Linked DNA regions of Homo sapiens: all the other regions are linked to region 1. A link is a contact called in ENCODE Hi-C or POLR2A ChIA-PET data. All regions are on one chromosome and are shown on one strand. Each heading gives the region's core, a stretch centred on a gene start or an enhancer-like site at or near the end of the contact. The rest is flanking DNA. Distances are from core to core; before and after follow the strand shown. Region 1 overlaps LOC105379013 (a long non-coding RNA gene). Region 2 has its middle 150 kb from the start of PIK3R1. Region 3 overlaps PIK3R1 (phosphoinositide-3-kinase regulatory subunit 1).

Evidence for each region. Hi-C counts contacts between places; a loop is a spot of excess contacts on that map. ChIA-PET counts read pairs that join two places held with the same protein, here RNA polymerase II (POLR2A). Pooled maps may share reads with other maps.
Region 2: a map of naive thymus-derived CD4-positive, alpha-beta T cell shows a loop between it and region 1 (4-fold over the local background). The contact joins two enhancer-like sites. A Hi-C loop is called at or near these places in 1 of 168 maps with a recorded cell type or tissue (naive thymus-derived CD4-positive, alpha-beta T cell), 3 of 37 single-sample maps with no recorded cell type and 7 of 50 pooled maps. POLR2A ChIA-PET finds 5 or more read pairs at or near these places in 1 of 52 experiments (WTC11).
Region 3: a loop to region 1 is called in a map with no recorded cell type, with 6 times the contacts of the local background. The contact joins two enhancer-like sites. A Hi-C loop is called at or near these places in 5 of 168 maps with a recorded cell type or tissue (CD8-positive, alpha-beta T cell, naive thymus-derived CD4-positive, alpha-beta T cell, prostate gland and 1 more), 21 of 37 single-sample maps with no recorded cell type and 16 of 50 pooled maps. POLR2A ChIA-PET finds 5 or more read pairs at or near these places in 4 of 52 experiments (WTC11, activated CD4-positive, alpha-beta T cell, activated CD4-positive, alpha-beta memory T cell and 1 more).

The regions. Positions count from the first base shown.
Region 1 is chr5:68,710,051-68,712,912 of GRCh38, forward strand. The region is part of intron 2 of LOC105379013 (a long non-coding RNA gene); the gene reads right to left. Among named protein-coding and RNA genes, the nearest start is that of LINC02198, 320 kb to the right of the region's middle. RefSeq lists an enhancer at 1,754-1,803. Within about 2 kb of position 1,546, at least 8 of the 41 ENCODE cell types and tissues checked have a DNase peak (open chromatin) inside an H3K27ac peak, as active enhancers do; they include CD8-positive, alpha-beta T cell, where a contact is called at or near this core.
Region 2 is chr5:68,368,294-68,371,030 of GRCh38, forward strand. No RefSeq gene overlaps it. Among named protein-coding and RNA genes, the nearest start is that of PIK3R1, 150 kb to the left of the region's middle. Within about 2 kb of position 1,363, at least 4 of the 41 ENCODE cell types and tissues checked have a DNase peak (open chromatin) inside an H3K27ac peak, as active enhancers do.
Region 3 is chr5:68,274,087-68,276,786 of GRCh38, forward strand. The region is part of intron 4 of PIK3R1 (phosphoinositide-3-kinase regulatory subunit 1); the gene reads left to right. Among named protein-coding and RNA genes, the nearest start is that of PIK3R1, 60 kb to the left of the region's middle. RefSeq lists an enhancer at 1,076-1,125. Within about 2 kb of position 1,450, at least 5 of the 41 ENCODE cell types and tissues checked have a DNase peak (open chromatin) inside an H3K27ac peak, as active enhancers do; they include CD8-positive, alpha-beta T cell, where a contact is called at or near this core.

The DNA of each region.
Region 1 (2,862 bases), core at 296-2,795:
TTACTAAGTCTCTGTTTTTTATAAACCAAAATTCGGGCTGCATGCAGACACTTGCTGCCAAGTTTAGAGGTTAGGTGACCACATATAATTTATTTTGATCAAGTAATGAATTTATAAAATGAAATTATAAAATATTCACATAGGCCCTATTCTTAGGGCCCTATAGATTAGGTCACTTTGTGCTATGACAGTCTCTGTCCCAGAGAAATTTACAGTGCCATTTTACTGAAAATCTTTTTTCAAATATCTCAAGTAATTGGGTACACACACACACACACACACACACACCAGATACCCCTGAGAAGTGGCAGTCCTGTTGTGTAAGCTAACACAATTGGCCAGAGCATTTTCTTATGCTATCCAGTCTTTCAGTTCCCATCTCTTACCTTCTAATTATACTACCTCCTATTATAAATAAGTCTTTTTTTGTAGGGTGTCAGGAACTAGTAGACTCTTGCCAGCCCCATTAGCCATCCATATTTAGATCCTTTAATCTTTCCTCTAATCTGACTCCCTGAGTCCCCCTCCCCTTCGACTACCCCCTCTCCTTGTCCTTCTCCAAATTCCTTAAGATTCTATGCCCCTAACTCAAGCTTTACAAAATCAGAGTGATATTCCAGATGCTTGCTCACTGAGAAACTGAGAGACCAGCTGTCACCTCTGCTTTCTGTTACTCTGTGACTCAGGGTATGGTCCCAAAATAGGTCTGGCCTTTCATGCTGCCTTCTCTCATTGCAGTCTGGCTTCACCTTACCTGTCCACCATCACCCCAGTTCCCCTTTAGCATTCCTGCTTTCCAGGTTTCTCTTCCCCATGAAGTGAACATGTTTCAGTTTATTTCCATTCAAACATGAATATGCCACTGGTCAGCACTCTCAGAAAGAATGTGTCTTACTTTCACCCTGGTTTGGAATTAGCCCAAAAGTCTCCATGAACATTTCTACCAAAGGAGCTCTTATTTATAAGGCCTTCCAATCTGGAAAGAGAAAGCAAGAAAAAAAAATTATGATTTTAGACTCCATTAGTACTTCTAACAATTTTCTGGAGAAAGTAAAATAGCATTCCAGGAGGATCTGCCTCAGAAAAAAATTTGATGGGCTTATGAAGAGTGACTGTGTACCACCCTGGAGCTAAGGAGAGGAAGCTTTTCCCTACTAAAGTAAATTTCCCTGGGCTTACATGGAACGGCACAGTCATGGGCTTCATGGTGCTTTGTTGCTTGGGAACCCTGCTTTCTTCCCTCCTCCTCCCCCAGAATCTGTCCTACTCTCCCTTCTGGGAGCTCAGCTACGGCAGGTGGCAGGAAGGGTGTCCATGGGGACTGAGGAGCCCCACCCTCCTCCAGGAAAGTGCAGGGGCCCACGCTGTGCCCTGGGGAAGTCCAAGAGGCCCTCATCTCAGGAACTCCCAAGCCCACAGCACTAATCCCCACAGCTTCAAGAGGAGAGAACATTCCTATTTTAAGAGCTCCTGGGTAACGTTGTGCTCACTGAGGTCTGAGTCACTGCTCTTCTTTAAAGTTTTTGAAAGAAATCTATTTCTCAGCCATTAGCTTTGCATGTTTTTTTTTTCTGCCTCAAAGATCAATTGGTTTACCACAAAATGTAAAGAGAGTTAGTGAAGCAATGGTAACCAAGGAAGCTATGGTGTCTAGAAGTGCAATAACAGACAAGGGCAGAGCTAAGAGTTAAATAAGATCTAAAAATAAGTCACTAACTATACCCCACTTCCTGTAACATACAATACACAGGTACCTAGGAGAGAAAACCACTCACAGTTCAAAAGAACACATAAAGAACACTGCAATTAAACACAGCCCACCCTGACCCAAGTATCACCATCTCCTTAATTAACAATCTTGTAAGCAATGAGGATATTTCATTGTAAGCTTATTTGTCGTTATGATGCTTGAGAATATAGAACCACCATATCAGCCATTACAGTAATTACAAAAGAAGGTCACATCACAACCACGGCATTTGTTACCCGTTGTATAAACCACTGCAAGGTGAATGTGAGTTTTTCCACAGAGTTTGCCTGCAAGAAAAACCATGTATTTCTTCCTTATCAGCAAGCTACTGTCTAAACAATTTAATGTTTTCACATTACCATCAATAATAAAACAGCTAATGTTTATTGTACCTTTATACAATAATCCATTATTACCTCATTTAATCATTACAACAACCACATGAAGCATCCCCTTTTTACAAACAGGAAAACAGAGGTAAAAAGAGATAGAGTAACTTGACCAAACCAATCCCCGTTAATAAGTGTTGAAGTTTAATTTCAGATTTTCCTAGCTAGTCACCTCAAGAAATTAATCACATTTGATACGGTTGTTTACAATTCAAAATTTGAATGCCATCAGTTCCAACTTTATTTTAATGGCCAACTTTATCTTTCCCCCAGCTAGTTAAGCTGATTTTTCACATATGTAAATGACTTCTATTAAAATTCAGTTTGTACTCTTTTCTCAGACTTCTATATTTAATATCACATTTTGGGTGTGGCTCAGCAAAAAATGAAAGTAACTGGTTCAGAAAATAAACACCCAGTTTCCTCTTCATTCTTTTTCCTTTGAGAAAAAGAGTAGCCGGATCTAAATAGAATGACCCTGGCCCCAAGTTAGAAGTTTCCAATTCCTTGGGACTCCCTTGGTGTCTGCATTAGTTTGCTAGGACTGCCATTAATAAAGTACCACCTACTTGGCGGCTTAAACAACAAAAATTTACTTTCTCACTTCTGGAGGCTTAGAAGTTCGGCAGTGTAGCTTATTTCTGAGGCCTCCTTCCTTGGCTTGTAGATGGTTTTCTTCTCCCTGTGTCTTCACATGGTCTTCCGTCTATATGTGTCTGTCTT
Region 2 (2,737 bases), core at 113-2,612, 340 kb before region 1:
GTAGAGGTGTCAGCCCAGCAGTTCGTGTTGGATATTCTTCAAACAGTAACTGCTTTTAAACTTGCTGTCTCAGTGTGTGGATGGGTGCTCTGGGAAGACACAAAGAATGTGTTGGATACTTTGTCCTTGAGAAGTTCAGAAGATAATAGCAGCACAGGGACACCCACACATGACTAATAAGGACATGTAAAACCCAAACAAATCAAACAGAAACCACAGGCACATACTTAGGGAAGGGATGAATAATTGGAGAAAGGAGGCAAGTCATGGAAGGTGAAGGTAGAACTCGAAGAAGCTCTGAGCACGAGCACACCACCGGAGCCAGAAAATGACCTGGACTATTCCATGTGCATATCTAGTTGTCCAAAAAGGGCATTCCCATCTTGAGAATGCAAAACCAGTCACTGATGTCATTATATGATGTTTACTTATTGTCAGCCATATTCTAGGCATTATGGCAGTGGTCAGAAACCCTTTGCTCTTAAGGATCTCACAGACCTGTGGGTGAGAGAGATGTACCAAGTCATTACACTATAACACAAGAAATGCTGAGATACGAGTATGCAGATGCAGAGAACAATATAGGTGCACATAGCAGGGTCTAACACAGCCTGAGGGGGCAGGGCTGGCACCCTAGAGAGGAGGAAGCTGGAGGTGTACTTTCAAAGCAAAATAGAAAGATTGATTCATTTATCCATCACTGTCCATTCACATGCCAAGTTTCCCAGGTCTCCTGGGCAGCACCAGCAGAACAGAGAAGTGTGTAGGTGTGGAGTACCACTCAGGGTGGGCACTCTAATGCGGCTCCCCAGGCTTGATCCTGGAAACAGGCCAGAGAATTTTGAATCACCTTTTATTTATTTAGTCATTCATTCTTTTTTTTTTTTTTTTTTTTTTTGAGAGAGAGAAGCATAACAGAGCATTTATATCTTAACTGTTGTATTTTTTGTATGTTGGCTGGCTTCCAGAATAACCTGACTAAATAGACTCACCAGCCTTTAGAGCAGGCCCTCCAAGGAATCCTTCTCCTGTGCTGATGTTCCTAAAAGTCTTCTCTACCAGGAAAATGAAAGGAAAGCTGACCTCATAAAGTTGTTAAGACAAGGGTTTATTGCTGTTGTTTGTTTGTTTTATCACTGTTAAGGTCTCCTATCTTTAAAAAATCAATTTTTTGTAATTTTTTAAATGTCTGATTATGGTAAAAAAGACACACACATAGCAAAAGGTACTGTCTTCCCTATTTTTAAGTGTACAGTTCAGTACTGTTAAAGACAATCACATTGTTGAACATCCCATTTTTAGAACATCCCATTTTTAGAACTTTTTTATTTTTCAAAACTGAAACTACATATACGTTAAACAACTCCCCACTTTCCCCTCCCCCCAGTCCCTGTCAACCACCATTCTACTTTCTGTTTCTACGAATTGGACTATTCTAGGTACCTCGTATAAGTAGACTCATACAGTATTTGTCTTTTGGCGACTGGCTTCTTTCATTTAGCGTAATGTTTTCAAGGCTTATCCGTGTTGTAACATTTGTCAGAATTTCCTTCCTTTTTAAAGCTTGATAATATTCCATTGTATGCACATTCTGCATTTGGTTTATCCATTCATCTGTTGATGAATGAGTGCCTTTTGCCTCTTGTCTACTGTACATAATGCTGCTGTGAACATGGGAACATGGGAGTGCAGATGTCTTCTCAAGATCCTGCTTTTAATTCTTCTGGGTGTATAAAATGTGGGATCGCTGGATCACATACTTCTCTTTGAATTCTTTGAGGAGCCCCCACAATGTTTCCAAAGTGGCTACACCATTTTTCATTTAGGGCTCCCTTCTTTTTAAAGGAGGAGTTCATAACTTCTGATATCAGTCAGGGCTGAGCGGACTCTCTGAGCTTCTGAACCCCCTTTGCCTCCAGAGCTGGTCAAGGCTCATCTTTCCATTGGTCCTCAGTGGAGAAAGAGGCAGCTGTCCTCACATACGGACACCGTTAATGGACAAGGTAATAATCTTGCAGAGTAATTGCACCATAATGTGAGGTCCAAGCATAGAATGAACTCACCTACCCAGCAGCATTTCTCTTGCTTGATTGCCAGCTGATATCTGTTTCTGCCAGAGAAGTCTGTCCCTGTGTCTGGGAACCCTGCTCCATTTGAGAGCTTGCTTCAGCTATGTCATGCCCTTAGCACTGATGATATCATGACCCTTGATTTCCAGTAGGATCTCATTAAATTTCCTTTTTGCTGACCCTCCAAGGCTGACCCCTACCTATCTCTACTACTGCCACAGCATCTGTGATGACATTAATGTCCCTGGAGGGAGATTCCTCTTCGCCTTAGAAATGCCATTTTAGAAACCCTTGAGTTATGCCCTGGGAAGGAGGAAGGAGCTCTGCCATCAGGATGAATTAGGCCTTCTTTACCTGGGGGGAGGGGAGGCAAACGAATTAAAAGCTAGAGAAACATGAGATATCTTTCCCCAACAAATGCCAAAAGGCTGAGAATCTCATAATGTTAGACATCTTTTAGAATGGGATACTTTATAGGACAATTCAGGGTTTGGGGCCTTTCAAAAATGGCACATTTGCCCATGTAATCTGATCAATGCAAGAGGAAATAGCAGACCTGGAGGTTATGCTGAATTGCCAGAGAATTTTGTACCTGGGACGCTCAAAGACATCTCAGTCTGGCCCACCTTTCTGACAAGTCAGACCTGACAGTTTCCAAGACAGCTCAT
Region 3 (2,700 bases), core at 200-2,699, 440 kb before region 1:
ACAAAATTGAATTTAATCTATGCAGTGTTCTAAATTTAAAGGGAACTCAAATCATGTACAGTTCTCCCTGCCCTGTTATGGTAACAGTGCAAACCTTTGAAATTTTTCTCCTGAGTTGGGCTGCAAGTGTGTGCACGCCTCCCTGCAGGCATGTTGGTCATCATCATAGCCATCAGGCCCTGGGTCCTGCAGAGGAGAGAAACCACCTCTTGGTGTTTCTCTCGCTCTGTGTATCTACCATCTTTCCTTGACCCTGAATTTGGCTACATCTAATTCATCTGAATCAATTAAAAAATATTTTTAAGCCTATGTCACTTAAGAAATGTCTCTTCTGACATCCTTTTTCTTTTATTACCTTTCCCTTCCATTTTCCTTTTCCGTTTCCCTTTCTTTCTGGCTTGCCTTCTTTCTTTTTTTGTGTTGAGTGCATTAAGTAACATCACGATATTGTTATGTTCAGTGGTGTGCTGATAAACCAACTCTCTAGGAAGAAAAAGGCCCTGGTTTGTAGCATCTGCCCATTTTTGTGGCATGAATATTCCCACCGGGGCTTATTTCAAGCTAACCAACATGATGTCACTGGATGTGGAATTGGGAAGAATTGAGGACAGTTTGTTAAATAACACTAATTAATTTAGCCAAGAGGGCTTTAGTACCCCAAACACCCACTCCCTCCTTTGGCATAGATGAAAAACTACAAATCAATTTACTTGCCAGCATTCCAGCAAGTCATCTTCTTATAAATCTTTCAAGATCCTTCATTCCCTCATAACGCTTAAAAAAATTATATACTGCCTCACATCATTTTAACTGAAATTAGGTGTTTAAGCCAAAAAGAGTGAAACTCAGTTTTGGACTCCGTCAGAGGTATAATTGTACAAAGAATGCCCACATGACAGTAAATGAGAATTTGAAGCATGAGGCAGTTTCAAAATGAGGCAACTTCTGAGACTTTTAGAAAAGAGGTTTTTTTGGAGAAAAGGAGGAGACTAGACCTTTATCAGTATCAGTAAATTCTTACACTTGAAATGTTCTGACCAGATGTTTCAAAAGTTAAAAAAATGTTTAACTCCATTTTTCCTTTGTACATGGAAATCAGTTGCATGCGAACAGAGCATATCCTCTTTGCTGCTCTGCCTCCTGCACTTCCCACAGAGCAGGTCATTAGAAGTTAACATGCAGAACACTCAAGGTGAAAAGGCTTGTTTTTCGGTGTTTCTGACAGCTTTATCAGGGCTTTAAGGAAACGCTGAATTTTGTCCTTAGCCAATTGAAATGAAGACACATGTTTGGGTCAGAAAATTGGTCAAATTATGAACACGTTTAGTCACAGGAAGAGTTTAGACATCAGAGCCCGATGAAGTGGAAGTTATTTGAGAAATAGTGGTTAGGTTTATAATGTGATCAACACAAAATGATGCAGTTTAGTTATTTAAAAAAAAAAAAAAACTCTTCACACCACTCGTGAGATAGAGTCAACAACCAAGATTCACGTCAATGGTACATTTTGACCAACAGGTTTCCTTCCCCAGTGAGATCAAAACACATAGAAAACTGGTTTCATTTGGAGTCTGTGCTAAAAAAAAGTGAAATTTGTGCCCCACCCCAAAAAATATAAATAAATAAATGATGTCCAAACTTGGGAGTGGATCTGCCAGATCTGTTTCCAACTCAAAGATTTTTCAATACATAAAAACATTGTATAATATCCTGGAGGAAGCTCCAAAATAGTCACTTACACCTAAAAAAAAAAATTATGGCTTTTAACTAACCTTGTGAATTACCAGTCTTTGAAAAGGACAGACATGGCAGACAATAGCCCACTTTTATTAGCACCTGTTATGCTAGTTCATCCATACATTAACTTTGTGATGTATGTCCTAGTAACTTTAACTCACCAGAAAAGAAAGCTGACCCTCAGGTAAATAATTTCTTTCACATTTTTCAGTGCCTTAGTGGCTAATTTTTCTGACTCCAAAAGTCCTTGATTTTTTTCTCTTTTTTAATTTTGCCCTAAAATGAATTGTTTCTTTGTCTCATGCAAGTTTTAATGATTCAGATTTTCACCTGACAGTTTTTGGTTTCATTTAACCTAATTCAGGCTTTCTTAGCCTTGGTACTATTGACATTTTAGGCTGGATAATTCTTTGCTGGAAGAGTGGGAGCTTGTCCCGTGCATTGTGGGAAGCTTAGCCACATCCCTAACCTCTACCCATGAGGTGCCAGCAGCATTCTCCCCCAGTTGTGACAATCAGAAATGTCTCCAGACATTGCCAGATGGCTCATGGCAGAGGGCAGGATCCCACTCCCACTGGGAACCACTAACCTAGGGAGAGACCTAAGGAAGAGGAGACTCCATTCCAGGGGGAGGGAGGGAGGAGTGAAGGGTTGGAGAGTTTACTGGGTACCTGTCATGAGTAGACTCAGTGAAAAGTGAGGTAGGAGAGAATGCAAACACCTCCAACCCAGACCTAAAGATTATGTAGCTCTTCAAAAGTCATCGCATGACAGGTAGGAATAGCTAATGGAAGAGCACGTTAGGCCAGTTTCAATGCAGAAAAGGATTCTTAGAGAGCAGAAGTCAGATAAATAGAACAGACTTTGTCACTAGCTCTAGTAGAATTTGACATAAGGTAAGGTTACCCAAAGACCTGCATAGGATAATTTTATTCATATACTATGAAAGTTCTTTTGATATAC